Linked DNA regions of Homo sapiens: region 2 is linked to region 1. A link is a contact called in ENCODE Hi-C data. All regions are on one chromosome and are shown on one strand. Each heading gives the region's core, a stretch centred on a gene start or an enhancer-like site at or near the end of the contact. The rest is flanking DNA. Distances are from core to core; before and after follow the strand shown.

What was found. Hi-C counts contacts between places; a loop is a spot of excess contacts on that map. Pooled maps may share reads with other maps.
Region 2: a map of chondrocyte shows a loop between it and region 1 (3-fold over the local background). The contact joins the promoter of APPL2 here to the promoter of NUAK1 in region 1. A Hi-C loop is called at or near these places in 1 of 168 maps with a recorded cell type or tissue (chondrocyte) and 7 of 50 pooled maps.

Annotation. Positions count from the first base shown.
Region 1 is chr12:106,135,344-106,140,688 of GRCh38, reverse strand. NUAK1 (NUAK family kinase 1) reads left to right here and starts at 1,735. Exons shown (of 7, transcript NM_014840.3): 1 at 1,735-2,275. The coding sequence starts at 2,036. RefSeq lists enhancers at 1-413, 2,805-3,306.
Region 2 is chr12:105,234,461-105,239,467 of GRCh38, reverse strand. It overlaps APPL2 (adaptor protein, phosphotyrosine interacting with PH domain and leucine zipper 2), which reads left to right and starts at 3,294. Exons shown (of 21, transcript NM_018171.5): 1 at 3,294-3,509. The coding sequence starts at 3,456. RefSeq lists an enhancer at 2,911-3,411 and silencers at 3,276-3,415, 3,466-3,715.

The DNA.
Region 1 (5,345 bases), core at 486-2,985:
GGGTGGCAGGGAGGCCCTGCAAATGCGGTGGACAGAATAGGAATTGAATAGGCATGATGCGCCTTTGTGTCTGTGTTCTGTCATTGCTCCTGGGGAAGGGAAGAAGGGGCAGGGAAGTTTGTGTGAAATATCAGTAGAAGGAAAGTTTGGACAGGTAAGAATATCACGCGTCAGAGTACAGCAGAGACACGTGTGGAGGATGAGGGCAGTGTTTCAGGCCATTACTCTGGCAGCAGTGAGGAGGCTCCCGGGGAGGGTTGGGGAGAGCGGGCTGTTGCTGGAGTCCGGGGTAAGGTGACCAGGGGTAGACAGGAATGAAGGCGGCGGGAATGTAGAGGAAGGGCTGCACCTGAGAGCTGCAGAGGAGGCCCCAGTGAGGTCCACTGGTGGAAAAGAACCGCCATGCGATCTGCAGAACACCAGACCTTCTTCAGCCTTCACTCTTCCCACCCTAGTCTGGTACATTGCACCACTTGTTAAAAAAAAAAATTTCCCTAAGACCTCTTTTTCTCTAGCCTTCTTCCTTATTTTTCATGGTCTCTTCTTAGAACGGCGGCAGCCACGCCGCGGTGGGAGGCCCTTCCTGCCTGACCCTTACCGTGCGGGGTACCGTTCCTGTCACCATCGCCAGGATCTGGCCCTTTCAGTGAAAGGAAATCTCCCAAGGCCTAAGGAGGCAAGAGGCCTGCAAATCGCCTCCTGCTCAGCAAACGGGTTGCTCAGCAGGCCCGGGGTCCTGGTCCACCCCAGGTCCCTGGTTTGCCCACCTCCGATGGCGGCCTTCGCTGGCAGGGTGGGCGCCTCTGGGGAGCCAGCTCCGTCCCGGCGCCTTTAGAGCCCCATCTCTTCCACGTCCCTGGCCTTCCTCCCCTTCCAGGCGGCTGTCCCCGCCGGGGTCCAGATGGTGTCGGAGGGCCGGCGGTTCGACGGCGGGCCCGGGGTTCAGCCTCCCGGCCTCCCTCCGTCCCTGACTCTCCTTTCTTCGGAGAGGGCGCGGGGGCCGGGGCCAAAGCGCCGCTCTTGGGGTTCTCCTGGACTCGGAGTTGCCCCAGGCGGGCGCAGCTCTGCCCCGCGGGGTGCCAGCCTCGGGCGGGCAAGGTCCGTGAGTCACCGCCTGTAACCGAACACCAGGCCTCCCTGCCCCCTCCCCCAGCTCCGGCCGCCAGGCTGCGGCGACACCTACAAGAAAATGAAGGGGCGCCCAGGCCCGCGGCGGCCCCGGCCGTATCGCGAGCAGGTCCCGGCGGCCCCCGGCTCGCGGCGCTCTTTCTTCCCCGGCCCCGGGGCTCGGCCAGCCGCAACCGCCGCCCCGGCGCCAGCAGGAATCCAGGCCGAGCGACCGGCCCCGGAGCCCGAGGCGGCGGAGGGCCCGCGGTAGCTGCGACTGGCGAGCCCGAGAGCGCCCGGGGAGGGGGCGCCCGGCTTGGAATTTCCCGGTCCCTTCCGGCCCAGCGAGGACAAAGCACTCCTGGCCGCCGCCGCCGCCGCCGCCGTGGCCTACGCCGCGCCGCACAAAGGGCGAGTCGCGACACGCTCCCATCCCCCTCCCAGCTCACGGCGGCCCCGGCCCCGGGTGGCTGCAGGGAGGTGGGGGAAGCCCTGGCTGCACCGCCCCTCGCTCCCCCTCCCCTGGGGCCGCGCGAGCGCCGCCCCCGCCCCGTCTGCGCGTCCTCCCGGGGAGGGGTTGGGGGGCGCGGCGCCCCACATAACACTCCCCCTCCTGCGCTGCGAGCCACCCTCTCCCCTCCCTCCTGCAAACACCACCGCCTCCCCTGCCACCGCCGCCACCTCGCCCGACGCTCCACAGCTCGCCGCGGCCGGGGGGCGGTGCGCGGACCGTGCGCGCCGCGGGCGCCAGATGTGCAGTCCCCGCCGCCGCCAGTGACCGAGCCGCAGTCCGAGCGGTATCGGGCCGCCTCCCTGATGCTGCGGGGGCGACCTTGAGCGTACAGCGGCTTCCCTCGGTGGGGACCCCGACATCCCAGCGCTGTGCCCGGTCTTGCCCTCTGTAGCCCGGCTCGCCCCGCGCTTGGACATGGAAGGGGCCGCCGCGCCTGTGGCGGGGGACCGCCCCGACTTGGGGCTGGGGGCGCCGGGCTCTCCCCGAGAGGCGGTGGCGGGGGCGACTGCAGCCCTGGAGCCCAGGAAGCCGCACGGGGTGAAGCGGCATCACCACAAGCACAACTTGAAGCACCGCTACGAGCTGCAGGAGACCCTGGGCAAAGGCACCTACGGCAAAGTCAAGCGGGCCACCGAGAGGTTTTCTGGCCGAGTGGTGAGTGGGGCAATCCTGGAGGGTGCGGGGGGCGCTGGGTGGACGCGGCCGGGGACTGAGGGCGTGCGAGGCGGGGGTCTGTGCGCCCTGGGGCTCTCTTGACAGAGAGGGGGCTCATTGGGAAGCCCCGAGACAGACTCCTCACTCTTTCTCCAGCACCCCGTGACTCAGGCGTGTCTCTGTCCTGAAACACTTGTTACATCCTGTCTGCACATATTTTATTTTATTTTTTGGTTTGTTTTTAAAAATTTAATCCTAGCAGCAAAGGAATGTTTTAGATTTGCAAACACTTTGCAGCGTTGGGACGGCCGGGGTCTCTCTCCCTCGCAGGCACTCATTTAGACCATGCCCCGAAACGTCTTATTTCCACAACTCTCCAAAGAACCACATTCCCAGCTAGGAGCTAGCCCCTCAAGTCCGGTGTTTTGTAGGTGTCCCTACCCCCTTCCACCCATCTGCCCGCAGCTCCTTGCTCTGCATCCTCCCACTCAGACTCTGCATCGCCCTGATACTGCTGTGACTGCAAGGGAGGGCGACTCTTGCCTGTTTTTGAGACAAGGTTAGGGAGCAAAAATAAAGACTACTGCAAGCCTGAGGATTCTAACAGTTTGCATCATGGCTTTGGGAGGACCGAAATGTCCAGGGCATGGGTAGCTACAGAGATAGCTGTGCTTAGTTGCAGCAGGCTCAGTTGTGTTTCAGCTCCTGGTTGCAGGGCTACCAAACCGCTGAAGGGGTCTGGCCCCGCTGCTCTTGTGACAGCTGACACCCTGCCAGGGTCCTGGCACCATTTGCACAGCTCCAAGGAGTGCTTTGAGTGCCTTGGGGTCTGTCTGCCTTGTCCCAGCCTTGGTTTGTTGTTATTTTCACTTCTGCAGAACAGGCCCTTGAAATCCACACTGCTTGTGGCTAGAGAGTTGGGTTCAAAGTGACTGACTGTTGCAGAAAGATTTTGTGTGGTGTGTGGCAGAAAATTAACATGGTTCTTTGATTTGAAGCAGATCAGATGTATTCTAATCGATTTAGGGCCAAAGTCAGAAACTGATTATGGGACTCCTTGTGTGCACTTTTGGGGGTGTTTTGGAGGCTCAGGTTTGCTTATAAACAACAAATGACTGCAGGGAAAAAGGAAAATGAGCTGTCAAATAAAATAGCAGCTTAGTATTGACATGTTTCTTTTGCATTTCGGCAGGAACAGTTCTGTGAAAAAAACATGGGGGTGCCAGTCAGCAAAGTTCAGTCCCCAAATTCTCAAATATCTGGATACCCGGATAACGCCCTCCCAACCCATTTCTCAGATTTGATGTTTGGGTCTATATAACTTCGTCCCATAACGTTATTTTAAAAAAAAATCTGTTATCAATTAATTGGAAATTTGAGATGGCGTACATTTCTTTTTAAAGCTGGCTCTGTAATAAATTCTACAGCAAGCAAGTAGTTGAGAATTCACTCTGGGCAGGTGCCATTTTCGTAGGATGAAATTGTTAAAGGGGAGGGTTGTAAGGGTGGCCTCTGATGAAGGCAATTTCAGGTTTGTGGAAGAAGAGGCTGGGAAACGTGCACTTCATTCATGCTTTTCTTCTGAGGTGATATTCCCCAGGCTGGATGTTGAATAAGCAAAAACTAAGCTTAGATCCCTGCTCATGTTGTCTTAATAGCTGCTGAAGAATCGCACTGGGAAGGTGGGAAGCAGAATAATGAAAAACAGACGCAGTTCGAGCTGCAGGTTGAGAATGTGAGGCTATGAGGGGTTGTTGAAGTGGTAAGGGTGTGTCTAGGGTCTGTGAAGGGACCCCAAAGTCTAAATGCTGGGGCACTACCTCAGACCTTTCTAACGAACGAACCCTTGTCTTATGGCAGACGCCTTTCTGAGCGTCAGTGGGACTTCCTGTCAGGCGTTCTTGAGCTGTCTGATCCACAGACTAGGTTAGAGTGAAAGGGATTTGCATCAGTAGGCAGGAGTCCGCCTTTCTCTTTTGGGGGATGTCTTTCTCTGTATTTGCAGAAACTGAACATTCCGTCAGGATTTAGTCAAGCGGCCACGAGGGGGCGCCCTGAGAACGAGAGAGGCTTCTTTACCAGCCGCAAATCTGAAGTCCCGCTGTGTTATTGTTCAGCCCTAGTTCATTTTCCCATTGTGCTATTAATTTCAGCTAAATCTCTTGTTTTACCCCAAAATTATGTAAAGATTTTAAATCTGGCAGCAGACCCACGCCCAGAAACTGACAGTCTCTAAAATGCTTCGTTTATTCATGGGGCTGCTTTCTCCTTGATAGCTGAGCTTACAGAATGTTAGCCAGATCCCTGGGTAAAAACCTTGCATAAAACAGATGGGAAAACTGAGGTTTGGGGAAGGAAAGTCCTCCTTGGCCCCCCGTCCTCCCCCTGCTGAGCACACTGCTCACAGATGGTGTTAAGAACTTTAGTGAGAAACAGGAATTGTCAAGTGGAAAATTTCCTGTGACTGGCTGAACAGAAAATAACACCAAACAAACAAAAAATTGGTCAACGAGTTGTTCTTGCCCATACAGTGCCTGGTGACTCAGAACCTGTTAAGAGCAGTAAGACATTTTCATCTAAAATATGAACTTGGAGTTTTCTTCTGGTACCAGCGATGTGCTAAACATTCACAACATGCTTTGAAGGTGCAGTTGAGGAGAACTGAAAGGGCACTATCTTAATTTAGCCTTTTGATCTTTGGGTAGAATTTTGAAGTGATGTTTTATTTTCATTTGCACCAGTGCCTTTTACAGCATCTCTCAAGAGGAGCAGTGGTTCTAACGTGTTTTACTAATGTGAGTGGCCCAAGACAGGTGCCGAGTATGGGGTTGTATGAAATGCTGTGAAATCAACATCCCTGTTGAAAGCAGGGGTTCTTCTCAGAGAGGAGAGAAGTTTCTAAAAAATGAGGATGTGATGGTTTTTAATTGCATACCTGGAAGGACCTTCTGAATAAAACAAAACACAACACAGCATCATTTTCTATGTGCCGCGAAAGGCAGTTCTGAAGAGAAGTGCAGAATGAGATGCTTGGAGTCAGCTGGTGCGACCCTGTGTGTCGTCCAGGCAC
Region 2 (5,007 bases), core at 2,045-4,544, 900 kb after region 1:
CTCATCTCCTCCCACTCTTTCCCGCCTCGCTGTCCTTAGCCACATTGGCCTTTCTGCTCCTCCTCAAAGAGGAGCAAGCCTCAGGGCCCTCACACTTGTTCTTTCCTTCGGGCTGGGCTTCCCTGATTCAATTCTCAGCTCAACAGTTGCACACCTCAAAGAATCCTTTCCACTTCCCATGATCCTCTATTCCTTTACTAAAGGTTATCATACACTTATCAACTTGTATTTGTTTCTTATTATTTCCTCCATTAGAATATAAACTCCATTAGGGCAAGGACTACTTTTTGCTTCAGCCTATATCCTCAGCTTCTAGAGAAGAGTCTAACACACAGTCGGTGCTACCTAGTGAATGATTAACGGCAAAAGCAGCATTGTGCTATCAAATGAAATGAGATTCATGAAAACATTTTTTAAACTCTGGAGTATCAATCATGTATAAGTTATAATAACACATTATAGTTTAGTAAGTATTTATCAAGCAACTGCTTTTGTGCTAGGTAATGTACTAGGCACTCTAATTACAGAAATAAATAAGACCAAGTTCCTACCCATTCTAGCTGGAAGGTTGGAGGTGGAAACAAAGAGAGGTAAGTGTTATTCTAGAATTATCTCGGCAAGTGCTACTGAAGCACACTCAAGGAAAGGAAAATGTATTCTGCTTGGGGGGACAGGAGTAAATGAAGACTTCATCAAAAAAGTCACATTAAACTGGGATTTGATGATTGTGGTTGGGTTTGTCAGACAAGAGGCAGGAGAAAGGGCTTGACTGGCAGAGGAAAGAATCTCAATGCGTGTGCCCTATCATGCAGTTTGCTAAGCATCTCCCAAAACAGCTGCCTTCTTCACTCCTGCCTTTCTCTCTTACTCCTGAAGCCCCAGGCCTTCTCTGACCTGGCCATCCTGGGTCCTTTTTTTGTGTCTCACTGTGTCCTTTTCCCCACTGGCCTTCAATGGGTCACAGGTTACACCTCCATATAATTCATCCTCTCTCTCTTCAGACATCACGACAACTCCAGACTGTCCATCTTTATACTTCCTGTCACCAACTTCACAGCTGACCAGGGATTTCAGAGACAGTGGGGTGGATTTCTAAAATCCACCTGCATAATAGTTTAATAGGAACAGATATATACTCTTTAATGAAACATTTTTAAATGTTCATGTTGACATAAAAATTCCTCTTATGTAGTTTCTCACAGATTATCAAAGGAGAGGATATTTGCCTTCAGAATTTAAATGAGAATCAAACAAGTGGGAGACAGTGCTTAACACTGAGCAGTCTATATTTAATACATGAATGAATGATTGGATGAATTAACAAATGAGATAAATTAAAACCATTTATGCATGTGTTGTATTTCCAGATCTACTTTTGTAACTTAGTTGTTTTGAATTTGGGATAGATTTTCCCATAGAAACAATGTTGTAAACAGTTCTTAAGTTCCAAGAAATCCCACTAAGGCTGTTTAGCCCATAATGTAGCAAGAAAATGCAGAAAAGTAATGGGATAGCTTAAACAATTTTTGAATGTTGAATACTAGTATTTGAAGAAAAGTAACTTTAATTAGAAGATGAGGTGGTACATGAAAAATGCTGTGATTCCCAAGGGGCTGTCTGAGCCCTTTCAAGGGTTCTGAGGGCACTAACTTCTTGTAATGCATATTTTCAAATTAAAATGTGCACATTTATTTCCCTGGGTATAATACTATCCTTGTACTGTTCTCGCAATCAGGATGAAGGAAGAGCATGAGTCTGGCCGTGAGGAATTAGATTTCAGTGAGAAGAGAGTCTGGGACACTGGATGAGGTAAAATGAACTGAATGGCAGGCGGTATAAAATAGAGGAAAGGGAAGAAATATGGTGTGAGCATGATTCCACCTATAGGGAAGACAAGAGTATGGTGGAGGCAAGAAAGAATAGGGAAGAAAGAATACTGTGGAGGAAAATATGGTAGATGGAGGCCATAAAATGGTTCAGGTCAGGTTGGCGCTGGCCAGACCAAGGGAATAATGGCCTTGGAGTTTTCAAGTGATCAGGCAGCATGCTACTATACTAGACTGTCAGAGGTGTCAGCAATGCAGATTGGGTCTTGATATACCTAAGAGGTCTCTGCAGAATGCAGAATTTATATATTACCATATCCCCTCTGTTGATTTTGGTGACACACATACTGCATGATTTTTTTTTTTTTTTTTGAGACGGAGTCTTGCTCTGTTGCCCAGGCTGGAGTGCAGTGGTGCCCTCTCGGCTCACTGAAACCTCTGCCTCCCGGGTTCAAGTGATTCTTCTGCCTCAGCCTCCCGAGTAGCTGGGATTACAGGCGCATGCCACCACGCCCGGCTAATTTTTGTATTTTTAGTAGAGACGGGGTTTCAGCATCTTGGCCAGACTGGTCTTGAACTCCTGACCTCGTGATCCACCCATCTCGGCCTCCCAAAGTGCTGGGATTACAGGCGTGAACCACCACGCCCGGCCAGTCTTATTAACTTCTAAAGAAGGAACTTCAGAAACCCTTGCCTTCCGTGTAAAAAGGTGTCACGTTCCACTTGCCAGTCTTCTTCCATCCCTCTCCCTTCCTTCTTTTCTTCCTCTGGCGTTTACTAACTGACCCTGGGCAGACCACTTATTTCTCTGGGTCCCATTTTCTCATCTCTAAATGACAACACTGGAACCTAGATTATCTAGCCCTTCCAATTCTAAACATTTGATTATGAAATTCTCCAAAATCACAAAACATAAACCAGGAGGACGAGACCTAATTATGACCACATCAAATAGCTGTGGTTTCCAAAGTGGTTATTTCTGATTATCACAGACGAGTCAGTTATCCAGCTTTTCTCCTCTTTTCTTTGTTCCCATAGCATAGGCGACCTCTTTGCTCTCAGAGCTGTTTCAGGGGCGTCGAAATTTATCTAGAAAAAGTGGTGTGGGAAGTGTGGGTTTTTCCTTCCATTAAAAGAAAAAATCTGTTCGCTCCTTCAACTCAAAAGGCTTTCTGGGTAGCCATAAGCAGATAAAACCTTATCTTTCTACCCTCGAGTTCCTCTTTTGGACTTCATATGCATTGACTTGACGGACCTTCAGCACAGAGAACAAACACCCGAAGGGTTCCCTCAGCAACGGGACTGGCACCCAGAGCCCCCCGCTCCCCGCGAGCCGGCGAGCGCAGGCGGAAGCGCGGGCGCCACATTTCCGGTGTCGGGACCGGAGCTCACCACACTTCCGGTTTCCCTGCCGGGCGCGCCACACTTCCTGTTGATCCGGCTCGGCCGGGGGCTGGGCCGGCGGGCAGGCGGCGGCGGCCACTGGCCAGGCGTGGACGCGCGCGGGGCCGCCGCGGGCACGGAGTGGCCGCCGCGTCGCCTGAGCCCAGAGCCGGGGAGTGCTCTCGGCCGCCGCGTCTCCTGCCCTCTGTCCTTCCAACCCAGCCCTCGGCTGAGCCGCGCCGCACCATGCCCGCCGTGGACAAGCTCCTGCTAGAGGAGGCGTTGCAGGACAGCCCCCAGGTACCTCCCGCCGCTCCGGTGCCCCTCGCCCGCAGGGGTGAGGCCGAGGAGGCCCCTCCAGCCCCGGAGTGGAGGCCGCGCCCCCGGCCGGGCAGCCGCGGGAGTGCGCCCGGCCCCCTCGCGGCGCCTCCCACCGGGTTCTCTCGGGCTGAGGAGGGGGCGGGCCGGGCCCTGAGTCCTGAGCCGGGGCAGAGCTGTGGAACAGGGGAGAGAGCCCCGCGGCCGGAGTCTTGATGTCGTGACCCCCCTGCAAGCTCAGCTGCAACTGAGTCTGCGAGATCTAAACTTTGATTCCATGTAGTAGCTGAGTGCCTCAGGAAAACCACCTTATTGTGCCTTAGTTTTGTCGTCTGTAAAATAGGAATAATAATTGTGCCTGCTTCATAGGGTTGTTAGGAGAAGTCAATGAGAAATACCTGTAAAGTTGTCAGCAGACAATGTCCGGTACAGATAATGAGTCAGTCTTATTACTGCTACTCCTAATGATGTGATGAGACTTGTGCCAGCCAGAATGAGAGGCAGAGGGCCTGGATCTCTTTTCCGGCGGTACCAGGCCTCCTTTTGGCACCGTTTTCCCATTAGTGAAGAGAAAAATACAGTACCTGCCCCATTTGTCGCACAAGGGAACTTCATTAGCACACTCGAGATGAGAGTCAAGTCCTTTGAGCTCTGCAGATGAAAACTGGTGTGTAAATATAGCAAATGAGTGCAGGATGACATTAGTTCATAATTCAGCACATCTTTCCCCAGGGGTCTTTTGTTCTCCTTTGTTTAACATTTCTCCAGCTTCGTACCTACACTCCTGGTTCAGCATCCCGGGTTTATTTAAATAAGTGCCTTTATTTCCTAGTGTCTCAACTCTTGAAAACTTAGAATAAGATTAACCTATTTTCGTTTCACACTTTCCCCTCTCTTTTGGGGTTCCTTCCCTTTTTCTTCTAAGTGAATAATACTTCCCAGGATGATCCTTGTATGGATTTACCTACATCGACAGTTCAGAATAAGTCCGAAGGGCTGTATGCATAGGTGTCTTTTGTTCATTTTTTGTGATCCTCCTAGTGTAGATAAGTAAGGAACTGGAAGCAAGCTGTGTGTGTGTTTTTTGTTTGTTTGTTTTGTTTTTTGGTAAGTTTGCATCCTCTGGACGACTTTTTCAAGGCCTCCCTTTTTTATATGGCTGTAGACTCCTGGCATTTTAATCAGACTAAAGCCCTTGGTAGAAGGCATTTTGTCCATGTTCATATCTGTTGTGTGGAATCTGAAGATAGCAATGTGAGATTTTAAATGATCACTTTGAACAAGGATCTCTGTTTGCCTTGCACTTATGGAAACTGAGGTGCACAGAAATATCCTGCTTTTCTAACCTACATGGTGATGCCTAAGCCAGGTTACAGTGATTATACTAACTGATTCTTGATGTTGTCCTCACAAACAGATCATATTCTTAATTTCCAGCTCTAACATAAAGGAATATACACTGTTTGTGAGTGGCTTAAAG